Linked DNA regions of Homo sapiens: region 1 is linked to region 2. The links are chromatin loops, found by intact Hi-C in ENCODE. Cell type or tissue: OCI-LY7. All regions are shown on one strand. Links, peaks and the distances in the headings refer to the core of each region. The heading gives the core; the rest is flanking DNA. Region 1 has its middle 9.9 kb from the start of MIR6741. Region 2 overlaps TMEM63A (transmembrane protein 63A).

Evidence for each region. A loop is a pair of places that touch in the nucleus more often than their neighbours do. Peaks named below come from ENCODE experiments on the same cell type or tissue, not always from the same donor. Only the 100,000 strongest peaks of a DNase experiment are listed, where the experiment ranks them.
Region 1: a loop joins it to region 2, with 4 times the contacts of the local background. A loop is called at or near these places in 17 of 110 quality-filtered maps.

Annotation. Positions count from the first base shown.
Region 1 is chr1:225,909,115-225,915,331 of GRCh38, reverse strand. No RefSeq gene overlaps it. Among named protein-coding and RNA genes, the nearest start is that of MIR6741, 9.9 kb to the left of the region's middle. RefSeq lists enhancers at 1-38, 4,048-4,097, 4,108-4,167 and a silencer at 3,718-3,907. In OCI-LY7, for the core only: a CTCF peak has its summit at 3,841 (motif pointing right); no DNase peak of the experiment used is centred there.
Region 2 is chr1:225,845,322-225,851,538 of GRCh38, reverse strand. TMEM63A (transmembrane protein 63A) reads left to right here. Exons shown (of 25, transcript NM_014698.3): 21 at 1,460-1,627; 22 at 2,527-2,642; 23 at 2,985-3,047; 24 at 4,326-4,505; 25 at 4,607-6,003. The coding sequence ends at 4,499. It overlaps EPHX1 (epoxide hydrolase 1), which reads right to left. Exons shown (of 9, transcript NM_001136018.4): 9 at 5,976-6,217. The coding sequence ends at 6,192. Among named protein-coding and RNA genes, the nearest start is that of TMEM63A, 34 kb to the left of the region's middle. RefSeq lists enhancers at 763-1,309, 3,138-3,187, 4,823-5,633. In OCI-LY7, for the core only: a CTCF peak has its summit at 3,338; DNase peaks (open chromatin) are centred at 2,668, 3,058 and 3,368; H3K4me3 peaks cover 1,971 bases; H3K27ac peaks cover 2,500 bases.

The sequences.
Region 1 (6,217 bases), core at 2,490-4,989, 64 kb before region 2:
TTACTTTAGATTGTTGATTGCAGTAAGCCGGCATGATTTTGGTGGTTAAAAGATCTAAAGATTTTTCCCACTGCTCCCACTCGTGGGGCATGCTAGAAAACAAATGCACCCTCCCTCATCTCCTGCATCCTTCTTTCATCCCCCTGTCTGTGCGTGTCCCCTGCAACTGTTACTAAGCAACGCTCTCCAAAGAAACACCGAGAGTCAGCCTCAGCCCAAGGGGCTGGCTGCGCTTTCCTTCACTGTTTCAAGCAGGAGAGCTAGTCCTTTCTGCACATCTGAGCAAAATACTTGTAAAGCCTTGACTTGTATTCACTTTTACCAATAAACTAGATGGAACACAGAAGTGGATATTGTGATTATATGAAGTCCATAGCATTTTGAAAATGAAATACCCCGCTTTTCAAGGTCCAAGCCAGTGTGGGTAGTATACTACCTTTATGTAAGAAAGGGGGAAAATACAAAATTGGATAAAGAAATTCTAGAAGGATATACCAGAAACCACTAAAACAGTACCTGGTTGTGGGGGGCAGTGGGAATGTGGCAGATAGGGGCAGGGCAGGAGGGAGACCTTTCATTACAAACCTCTTTGTATAGTATTGATTTAGGAATCACATAAGGGGATTGCTTAGTTACAAAATGCATTTGGACAGCCTTTAGAGGGGCCAGGCTGCCCTGGCCATGCGGTACTGAAGCAGGATGCGTGGCCCCACGTGGTCAGTCAAGGTGGGAGCACGTCCTGTGTGCCCTACTTTGGCCTCGAGCTGTGTCTTGGACACTCCTGCAGGAACACTTAGCATGAGAGCTGGGCTGCAGGCCATCTTCCCAATCCTAGTGCATGGTACCCAATAAACACAGCTGAACAAATGCTTGAATGAATGACAGCTCTTCTGCTTGAATGTCAGGTTGGGCTGTTGCCTGAGTGCCCAACGAGGTCTCTGGTGTATTGGGGTGAAAACTCTGTGCAACTCCTAGACTGTCCTTGGACCTGGTCATTCCTGGTTTGGTTTTTTAAAGTATTTATTTTTTTGTTTATTTATTTACTTATTTATTATTTTTTGACACGGAGCTCAGGCTGGAGTGCAGTGTAGATCTCTGCTCACTGCAACCTCCACCTCCCTGGATCAAGCAATTCTCTAATTTTTTTGGTATTTTTAGTAGAGACGGGGCTTCCCCATGTTGGCCAGGCTGGTCTCAAACTCCTGACCTGGTGATCTGCCTGCCTTGGCCTCCCAAAGTGCTGGGATTACAGGCATGAGCCACTGCGCCTGGCCCTGGTTTGTTTTTGACTTTCTTTTATTCAATCAGCAGGTGTTGATTGAGCACTGAAGGGCTGTGCTTGTGCCCGATTGGCTGGGATGTGGGGAAGCCTAGTACGTTTCTGTCCTGGCCACTTTGCCTCATGGGTGCTCTATGAGTGTGCCTGCTCCTCCCCCCGTGTGTTGCCCAAGAGCCTGTTCAGTACATGGATACTTCAGAGGCATCCTCCCAATTCTTACAGCTTTAGGCTTCTTCAGGTAACAGGGAAGTACCTCAGGAATATTCAAGTAAAAAGGGATTGGGATGGTTATCAAATTTATAACAGTTTTCCATTTTAGGAAGGATTATGTGGATAAATGTTCTGTCCTCCTTGAAAATAAGTGACTGAAAACACATGCTGGTGGGCTGCAGCAGAGCATGTGAGGTTTGGCTGGACATCAGAGACTTGTCAATTGAGGTACTTTGATATTGAGCGACCACGAGAGGCTGAGAAACCAGTGTGGGGTCCGGCGTGGTGGCTCACGCCTATAATCCCAGCACTTTGGGAGGCTGAGACAGATGGATCACTTGAGGTCAGGAGTTTGAGATCAGCCTGGCCAACATGGTGAAACCCCGTCTCTACTAAAAATACAAAAGTTAGCCCAGTGTGGTGGTAGGTGCCTGTAATCCCAGCTATTCAGGAGGCTGAGGCAGGAGAATCACTTGAACCCGGGAGGCTGAGGTCGCAGTGAGCCGAGATCGCTCCACTGCACTCTGGCCCAGACGACCGAGCAAGACTGCATCTCAAAAAAACAAAACAAAACAAAAAGAAACCAGTGGGGGTATGTACCTCTCAGTTACTGCTCCACCCTGAATTCTAAGATATGTGAATATGAAATTAGAATTTCATGTGTAGTATCTTTTCAATTAAATTACAATAAAGATTGCTTTCCTTCTGCCAGTGTAGTTAATGAACTTCTGGTAACAGTAAGAGCAAAGGCCTGAGTTCTAATCCTCACTGCTCAGGTGACTTCAGGTAAGTCATTAGTCTGCTTTGGTTTCAACTTATTATTTCATTAAAATGGGAAATAGATAATACTTGCTCATCCTTCTCTCAGGGTGGTCAGTTGCTTTGGGCAAAGCCTTTGGGTAACCTGGGTCACTGTGCAGCCGGGAGGCCCCTGGGCAGGTGACCATGTTGCTTTGACACAATCCCTCCCCCTTCTACAATCCCACACACTGCAAGCTTTCCTCTTTCCTAAGATGGGAAGCCCAGCCAATGCTCCTTGTCAAGCAACTTCACATATATGACTTGAGGCGTAGAAGCTTTAAAAACAAACACGTGTCTTCTTTTTATGCACCAGATCTGGTTTTACGCATGCAAGGCCCATGATCTCATTTAATCTTTAATAATTATGATGTAGTTATTTGGAAAACTCAGGCTTGGACAAGTTGGGAGCACAGCCAGTGAGGGGAAAGGCCTGGGTGCCAATCCAGGTATGTCTAAAACCAAGACCCGTTTTACAGTGCACTGACCTGACCTTCCATGTGCAGGCACTGCTGCCCTCACTGCTCTCACTGAGGGGTCCTCTGGCTGGAAAACAAGGAATGATCCCCCAAAACTAGGCTAGGTGAGAAGGTGGAGATGTAGGCAGAGGGTGATGCTGTGGGGATCCCTGGATAGGTGCCTGGGAAGAAGGCCCAAAAAACAGGGGGGGATGGGGACTGGCCTCCATATAGCCTGCAGTGGTGTGGGGACCTTGCCTGAGTCACTGGGAAACCCACTCAGAGAAGCAAATATTTTAATTTTTTTGTTTTGTAGAAACAAATATAACCATCATTACTATCTGCTCTTTGAATTAAGGGAAAGGAACAAGAAATGAGCATTTATAAAGTTATGCCATTGCCCGGATCCCCGCATAATGCTCCCTTTGCCCTAAACAGTGTATCTTTCTGCTGAACCCCACGGCCTTCCCCAGTGCCCCGCTGTCTTGCTCACGCCCCATCTCCGGGGCTGCCTCTTCTCTCCCCAGCTCCTTCCTGGGCCATTGGTCCTTGGCATCCTGGACTGTCAGTTATTTTCTCATGAACACAAGTCTTTGCTCTATAGTAGCGCTTCTGGGCTGACAAGGGGCTGTCACTCGTCGCATCCAGCAGGAGTCCCACGGCGATCTGGAGGCACGTAGGGAGGGGGCATCCCCATCCCTGTCCCCATCGCCATTCCCGTCCCCCATAGGAAGAACTCAAGGCACCCATCCAAGATGACTGGGGAAGCCGGTGTCAAAATCTCAGCCTCCAGACTCGAGTCTTCTTTCCCGTTTTCCCCACTCAGCTCACAGAAGAGTTCCTAAGAAGACCCTTGAGGACAGCATTGTATTTTTAGTAAAGACGGGGTTTCACCATTTTGGCCAAGATGGTCTCTATCTCTTGACCTCGTGATCCGCCCGCCTAGGCCTCCCAAAGTGCTGGGATTACAGGCGTGAGCCCCCGCGCCTGGCTAGTGGTTCCTAAAAAACGTCCCTTCGCGGCTCCAAGCGGTCCCGGCCGCCCGCGGCCGAGGAGGACCTCCCCGCGCCGCCAGAGGGCGCCAGGCGCCACAGCCGAACTCCCCAGGCCGCCAGCCCCGGCCTGGTTGGAGAGAAACCGGGTGCAAACCCCAGCCCCGGCTGGGTGCCCACCTGCTAGTTGTGGCAGGTCATTTCCTGAGTTCACATAGCAAAGCAGCTCAGAGTTGGATCTAGGGGAAAGCGCTGGAATCCACGCTCCGCTTCCCCACGCAGCCTCGCCTGTGGCCCCAGCAGCGCCCTCTGCACATGGGAGGTCGGGCAGCTTAGCGGAGCTCCCCGGCCAGGGACTCAGGCCTCACCAGGGGCCCGCGTGTCCAGCCTGACGTGGGCCATCTGAATCGAAATACACCCATCTTGCTCAAGACGAGGCCTAGAGAGTCAGTCACTTTAACGACAGGTGACCTTGGGTGAGTTATTCAACCTCCAAGAACTTATCTGTCAAGTGAGGGTGAGAAGGATCCCCACCTCATGGGCTGAGATGAGGATTCAATGAGATAAAGGCTGGGCTTGGTGTCTGGCAGGACAGCGCTAATAACCAGAGGTTGCTGTGGTGTTGATTATAACTGTTAGGGAAACTGAGGCCTGGAGAGGTTAACTGGAAAGACAGGACCCAGCACCGGAAGTGGGTCAGGCTCCACTCTGGGAGGGTTCAGGGTCCTTGTTCCCCAGGGCACCGCTGGCTCCAGACCTGGTTCCCAAACCTAATTGATCATCTGCCTTTTTAAATTAAGGGAAATAGAGAGGAAACTAGCATTTATTGAGTTCTGTTTCCAACCTTATTACCCTTGACTCCTCAAAATGCTTTTTCTATCTGAAAACCAGACCTGTGCTTAACTGTACAACCCACTGTTACTAGTCACCTCATTTTCTCCACCAGAAATGCCTTCTCCTTGTCTTTTCTGCCTCTCTGAATGTGACAGACCCTCATCTCCCACCCCAAAGCTTGGAATCAGAATCTCTGGAGGTTCCACTGGAGATGCTGACCCTCAGCTGGGTGTGGGGCCACTGCCTGTGGAGCTTGATGAATCCTTGTTAAATTGAATTGAGCTGGTTGTGGCCTGCAGCCAACATTCCTAGGTGTCCAAAGAGATAGACCAGAAAGAAGGTGAAGAGGAAACACTGTAATTACCAGTCAATATATATTTATTTAGATCATGGGCACATAAAATGCAAATTATTCATGGACCAGGACCCCCTATGTTAGGGTGTCAATATCCCGACACATTCAGGGCCAGCCCTGGGAAATGGAGTTCCAGGCAAAGAGAAGCCTCAGGGCATTGTGGAGGTAAGGCTGGTGGGGAGGATAGAGAGAGAAGCTGGACTTCCTATAAACTTGAACTTCCTCTGCTGTGTAAAAATTCAGTGGGGTGAGGTGCAAAAAGCACCTGCCTCAACCCGCCCTGCTTGCATGCACACATTCATTCATTTATTTCAATCCTCACCTATTGAGTGTCCACTGTGGGCCAGACCGGGTGCTACGCATACAATCAGACCTGATCACTTTATTCCCCACTGGAGTTCCTGGTCTGGTGGAGGAAATCAGGATACAAAGAAGTGATTGCAAATTCCATATGACAAGTTAATAAATGGTGGCAGTGAGGAGCACTGGGAGAAGGGAGGAGGTGTTCAGGAAGACTTGGCAGAGAATGTCAGGTTGGACATGGGTTAGAAAAGATGAGGGGAGTTTTCCAGCTGGAGAAGTGTTAAAGGACCAGGGTGCTGAGGAGTGGCACCCTGGGTGATGGGCACTGCTTGTGCCCAGGTAGGGTGGCGGGAACCAGTGCCCAGTGTTGGTAAAGTCCTTCATATGATGGAGTGAAGAGTGAGTGTGTGCTGGGTGTGTGTGTGACTGGACAACAGGTGAGTCTGAACAATGAAGATGCTGGACTTGGCACAGTGGAAGGCAGCTGAGGCAGCAAGAGGTTAATTTGTTTTGTTTTGTTTTGTTTTGTTTTGTTTTGTTTTGTTTTGTTTGAGAAAGTCTTGCTCTGTTGCCCAGGCTGGAGTGTAGTGGTGTGATCTCAGCTCACTGCAACCTCTGCTTCCTGGGTTCAAGCGATTCTCCTGCCTCAGCCTCCTGAGTAGCTGGGACCACAGGTGTGTGCTACCACGCCTGGCTAATTTTTGTATTTTTAGTAGAAATGGGGTTTCACCATGTTAGCCAGGCTGGTCTCGAACTCCTGACCTCAGATGATCCGCCTGCCTCGGCTTCCCAAAGTGGTGGGATTACAGGCATAAGCCACCGTGCCCAGCCTAAGAGGTTTTTAAGTAGGGAGGGATCAGCCCTAATTTTTGCTTAAGAAAGAAAACTCCAGAAATGTTGGAAAACAGTGCCTTGAGTCTTGCAGCCATTTGGGTATAAAAGATGAGGGAAGCCAGTTGAAGAGGGTAATCCACAAGGCTTAAAGAGC
Region 2 (6,217 bases), core at 2,326-4,825:
AATTAACTGGGCATGGTGGCAGGCGCCTGTAATCCCAGCTACTCGGGAGGCTGAGGTAGGAGAATCACTTGAACTCAGGAGGCAGAGGTTGCAGTGAGCCAAGATTGCACCAGTGCACTCCAGCCTGACCAATGAGCGAGACTCCATCTCAAAAAAAATAAAAAATAAAAAAACAAAAGAACCTGGCATAATAGAAAAGGCAGCACCCACTTTCTGTTGGTCCCCTGTGTGCTCCTGTGCCACCCCTGGGGTAAGACCCTTGGGCCTCATTCTCTGTTGACTGTGATGAGGGCAGGGATCAGCCGGGTGGGAGAAGGCCAGGGGTGTGGGAGCACTGACATACAGGGGCTCAGCATGGGAAGGGCTGGGGAGGAATTGAGGCCAGGCATCCAACTGTGAAACAGCCTCTTTCCAAGATGATTCTGGAATGTTAGTGTTCTGTGGGGACAGGATCACAGACACTGTGACTCCCTTGGTGCAGGGTCTGTCCCACAGACCCTGACCCAGCGACGGATGAAAGACATACACTGCCGGGTGCGGTGGCTCTCGCCTGTAATCCCAGCACTTTGGGAGGCAAAGGTGGGCGGATCACGAGGTCAGGAGATCGAGACCATCCTGGTTAACATGGTGAAACCCTATCTCTACTAAAAATATAAAAAATTAGCCGGGCATGGTGTCAGGCGCCCGTAGTCCCAGCTACTTGAGAGGCTGAGGCAGAAGAATGGCATGAACCCAGGAGGCGGAGCTTGCAGTGAGCCGAGATCGCACCACTGCACTCCAGCCTGGGCAACAGAGACTCTGTCTCAAAAAAACAGACAGACAGACATACACTGACAGATATTTTGCCTGTCAGTGCGGCTAAGGGGCTCTGCAGCCTGAGTCTGCAGTGTAGTCCTCAATGCCAGGCGAAGTTCGCATTTATTTAGTACAGACTAAATGACAAAGGTCTCGAGTAAACACCACTAGAGGGTAATTAACATTGCCGACCCCCTGAATAGCGAGCAATCATGCACCAGTGGATGATCAAAGGTTGGTCTTAGGACCACATGAGTAAACAAGCTATTTAGGTAAACTCCCCCACATTCCTATGTATCTGCACCCTAAGCTTTTAAGAGAATTCAGCTGCCTTCAGCCAAACCCTTTACTGAAGCTATGCAAACCTCTCGGCTTTCCAAGAAGGTTTGTGTCTATTTCCTATAACTTTATCTTAAATTTTCTCCCACCACCCTGACCGATCCCCTACACCTTGGGGTCACAGATAAGTGAGGAAGTGGGTAGGAGAGAGAAAGTGAAAAAAAACTAGTAGCCAGAGGTGCAGGATGCCTCATTTTGTGTTCAGGCAGTAGAGCAGCAGCCCCAGCCCTGGCTCCTTGCCAAAATAGCCGCCCCGGAGAGGAAGAGGACAGAGGTGTCTGTGTGGCCCTGCGAGGTCTCCAGCTCACAGCCCCATCCCCTGCAGGCCTCATCTACATCCTGCTCAAGCACATGGTGGACCGGCACAACCTCTACTTCGTCTACCTCCCAGCCAAGCTGGAGAAGGGGATCCACTTTGCCGCTGTGAACCAGGCCTTGGCAGCCCCCATCCTGTGCCTCTTCTGGCTCTACTTCTTTTCCTTCCTGCGCCTGGGTGAGCAGCCCTTCTGACCTGGGGCCAGCCCTTGGCCTCCCAGCCCTGCATCCCCACCAGCCAGTCAGATCCCTCATTGCTTTCACAGCATCAGCATGGCATCCAGTCAGAATGTGGTGCCCAGAGTGAGGGCTGGTTAGGTGTCCCATCAGAACGTGGTACCCAGAATGAGGGTTGGTTACATGTCTAGTCAGAATGTGGTGCCCAGAGTGAGGACTGGTTAGGTGTCCAATCAAAACATGATACCCAGGGTGAGGGGCTGGTTGGGTGTGGTGTTGACAGCCTGGCTCCTAAGCTAGCCCGAGTGCAGGTGTAACCCTTGTGAAGGCCTGGTCAATTGTCCCATACATCCCTGGAGAGAAGATAGTGCCTTTATCAGCTGTGCAGGGACTGAACCAGAGGAAATGGGGAAGCTGATCCAGATTTGCCCTTTGAGGCTGGTGGTTGGGCCCAGCTCCTTGTACCTCCTGGCATGGAAGAGGTGGGGACGTGGAGGAGAGAAAACTGACACTCCTGGGGGAAAGACACGTCTGCCCCGGTCAGACTGGGGGTGTGGGAGGGTCCATCCTCTCTAGCCCAGGGCACTGGAGACTGGAGGGAACGGACCAGCAAGGAGGCTGAAGAATTGCCATTGACTTGGCACCCCAGTGCCTGAAATCTGACCAGGGATGATGCCAGTCATTCAGTGGGTCCCTCTGTGTGTTCCTGGCTGTGAAGACACCATCCTTGCTGCTGGAGTTGAGGGGTGGGGGTGGGGGGTTAGGCCTTACCTTTATTTTCTGCCTGAGGGAGAAGTCACGGGCAGTTTCCACACCAGGTGCGGCCCCTTCCTCAGCAGGGTGAGGGTAGGTGGTGGCCCCTCCCTGCCCACCCCAAGGCTAGCCACCCTCTATCACCAGGTATGAAGGCCCCCGCCACTCTGTTCACCTTCCTGGTGCTGCTGCTCACCATCCTGGTCTGCCTGGCTCACACCTGCTTTGGATGCTTCAAGCACCTCAGCCCTCTGAACTACAAAGTAAAGGCCCCCGACCCCACTGCCCGGTCAAGCCCTGGGAGGAACAGATGGTGGGACGGGCTCGCTGTCAACCCCGCCCACCCTTGTCTGTATCAACACAGCAGCAGCCTTCTCCAGATTCTGCTTCTCCATGGGAAAGGCGTGGGTGGTTGGGTGCCATGTGTAGCTTCCCTTCCTCCCCTCATCCCTGCACTCCCCCACCCCATCCTCTCTCGGGCTGCTGGGGAGCTTGGTGCCAGCTGGTACTATTATTCCGGGTGTTAATAGTCTGTGTGTTTGGAGGGTGTTTGTTCACAGAGATCAGTTTTGTTTATCATCGCAAGTTTTTGCTGTTATCTGCAGACAGAAGAGCCTGCAAGTGACAAAGGAAGTGAGGCAGAGGCCCACATGCCCCCACCGTTCACAGTAAGCTGTGCCCCTCAGCCTCTGAGCTTGTCGCCCTTTTTTTTGCTTTGGTTGTAACAGTCCCAACCAGATGGGCCCCGGCAAATCTTTGATCATCTCTTGCTAAGATCACATGGCAGGCAAGTTTGTGAATTAATGGCAGAGAAGGAATCCTGGTCCCCCTGGGTATTTTAACCTGCATATTTGAAACTGTTGAGGAGATAGAGTCTTGTCTCGATTCATGGCCATCCCCCTTGGTTTCAGTTCCCTGCTCTCTTTCCTTCTCTGCATATTTAATGCCTGGTGAGTTTGGGGCTTTAGTGAAGGCACATGGTAAGGCGCTAGGGTTTGACAAAGGTTTGTCATCAGCGATGCACCTGCCTGTGCGAGGTCCTCCACTAGGCTCCAAGAGGGTGTCAGGCAGACTTCCCTTTGAATTCAAGAAATGAACATTGCACCTGCTTCAGAGGAAGACCCCATGGTAGAGAGACACAGGGCTCCTTGCCTTCCTAGTTCTCTCTGCACACAGCCTCCAGGGTCCTGCTCCTAGGGTGGGGCTGGGAAGGGAAAGCAGAGCCCCAGGGTTCCAGAGCTGTAGTCACCAGCCTTCCTGACAGCCGTGGCCAGGACAGAGCCGACCTCATCTGCAGGGTTCTTTCTGGTGGCTGCCTCCCAGGTGTCAGGCTCTCTTATCGGTGTCTGTCCTTGGACAAGTTCCAAACAAGGGAGGGCCTCAGAAGGACTCATTACCCAGCGACACACCTGTGGCTATGCTGGCCAAGCAGGGAACATGCAGGACAGGTGGATGATGTCAAGCCCTCACAGCCAGGGTCTCAGGAGGAGTATGGCAGGGCTCTGTGCCTGGGGTCAGTGGCTGGAGCCTGGGATTGGGAGGAAATGAGACTCAAAATGAGACTCACACAGATATGTTGAGCATCCCAGGGGTCCCAGGGCAGCGTTCTAAGCCCCCCTATATAGGTAGACTTGTTTCTTCTACAAAGTGAGAAATCCTCCTAGGATCCAGGGCTAGGAAGTTTAGTTTCCTCTGAGAACTGCTCTCTTGTGCTTCCTTCTGTGATCATGAGAACTGTATAACTGTGCTTTCTCTTTTGCCCTGGCTGCTAGGAAATTCTGCAGGTGTCATATTTTCGGTCTTAATGTCCTAAATGGATGTCGGTGTTTCTTCATATGTCCTTTATGGCCACTGTCTGTGTCCTGTTGGGAGAAGGGCAGGAGGGGAGGGATGCAGTGTGGAAGCTCATGCCTGTCCAGGCCAAGCACAAATCCATTTGCTGACAGCCCTACGTGCCTCGGATTCTGAACGGCTTGGCCTCGGAGAGGACAGCACTGTCTCCGCAGCAGCAGCAGCAGCAGACCTATGGTGCCATCCACAACATCAGCGGGACTATCCCTGGACAGTGCTTGGCGCAGAGCGCCACGGGCAGTGTGGCTGCTGCCCCCCAGGAGGCCTGAGGCTGGGTGAGCTGCTGGCTGGGCCAGGCTCAGGGGAGCCTGTGGGGTGAGAAGACAGGTGAAGCGGCCTGACTCCCAAGTTCATGACTTCTTCCCATCTGTTTTAGGTCTCACTGCTCTGAAAAGACACAACCAGAATGGCCTGGGGCTCAGGCCCTTGGCTGAGTGGGAATGCGTTGGGACTGCCCAGCTGAGCTATCAGGTGCCCATCTTTTCTGGTCCCAGCAGTGGTGAGGAGAGCACAGGCAGGCCTCGCCCCTCCCTTGCTCACCCAGTTTCCCCTCCGGCACAAGCTTCCAGCTCTGCAGCTGGGGTGACATCCCCAGTGGTTTGTCGCCAAGACCATGTGGTGGACTTTTCGCCCCCCAAACTGATGAGTCCGGGAGAATATATGGAGAGAGAGATGTAACAAGGGGAAGGCCTCCTCCCTTCTGAGCACACACACAACCGATAACCAAAGAGATGCTGCAGTCCAGGTCTGAGGTCCCGCTGGCATCCAGCTCCCTGCTCCATGGCCAGTCCCTCCCCAGCCCAGCAGTCCCTCCAGGCTACATCCAGGAGTAAGCTATGGGGAACAGGTTGGGAGGTGGCCAGTGCTCCTGCCAGCTGTGCACACATCTCTGTATCCCGCTAGAGTTCTGTGTTTTTGTATCATGTTGTCAGGGACGCTAGCTGGGTCAGGGTTACCCCATAGCAGGCAGGGACAAGGACCACTCATAATATGCCCATTGGACCACAGTTAAGATCCAGCCTCTCTCACCTCTTCAGGGCTGAGTGCATGAGTCTGCACCTCCAGGCAGGCTCTGTGCAGTACTCACCCCCTCCGTCTGCTCCCTCCAAGGTGTGGGGGTGGGCAGTGCTCAGGGCCTCCTCGGAGCCAAAGGACAGCATGGTCGGCACAGAGGAAGGGGTACCTGGGCTGGGTGCAGGGCCATCCCACTGCCCTTGAGCTGTGGCTCTGGCAGGAAGGAGGGGCAGCCCATCCCTCTTCTCCCTCCTGGGGATTCTGGGGAATGGGATGCAACTTAAGACTTCTGCCTGAGAAGCCTCCTCCCTGCTGCCTCCAGGGGGCACCAAGGCACAAGCCTGTGCAGTAGGGGCGGGATGGGGGTGTGGAAGAGCAGGTCCAGGCTCCTAGCACAACTGGCCTGGGGCCTTGGCACCTCTGTAGGCCCTGCCTGTGCCTGTCCGCTGGCCTGGGGGGCCTGGGCTTATCTGGGCCTTCTCACTCAGGGACTCTCTTGACGCTGACTTGCCCCCGCAGTGGTGGCCAGTGCTGCCTCTGCTCCAAGCTGCCCCTGCGCTGGGAGGGGTGGGGGCGGTGCCATTGGTCTGGTGCAGCATAGCCCTGGCCAGTGGCCTCATCCCCAGCAGGCCTCCCGTGCCTCTGCCAGCAAGGAGGGGCCGGCCAGCTCTGCTTGCACAGGGGGCCCCATGTGGGGTCAGCGCACGCTCATGTCACTGAGTTCCAGCCGCTTTTAGAGTAAAGTCGTTTATCATCAAAGCCATGTTGCTTACCACACGGAGTTGGGGGTTGGGGAGTGAGCTTGGAGGGGTGAGGGGGTGAGCGTGGGCTCCCAGCATGGGCAGGGGACGGAGGCAAACTCATTCCTCAGAAAAGGGGTATCTTCCCCAAGAAAAGCCTGGAGGGCACTTGTGGGGGGAGGTGGCAGGCGGGGGGAGAGGGGTGGGTCATTGCCGCTCCAGCACCGACAGGA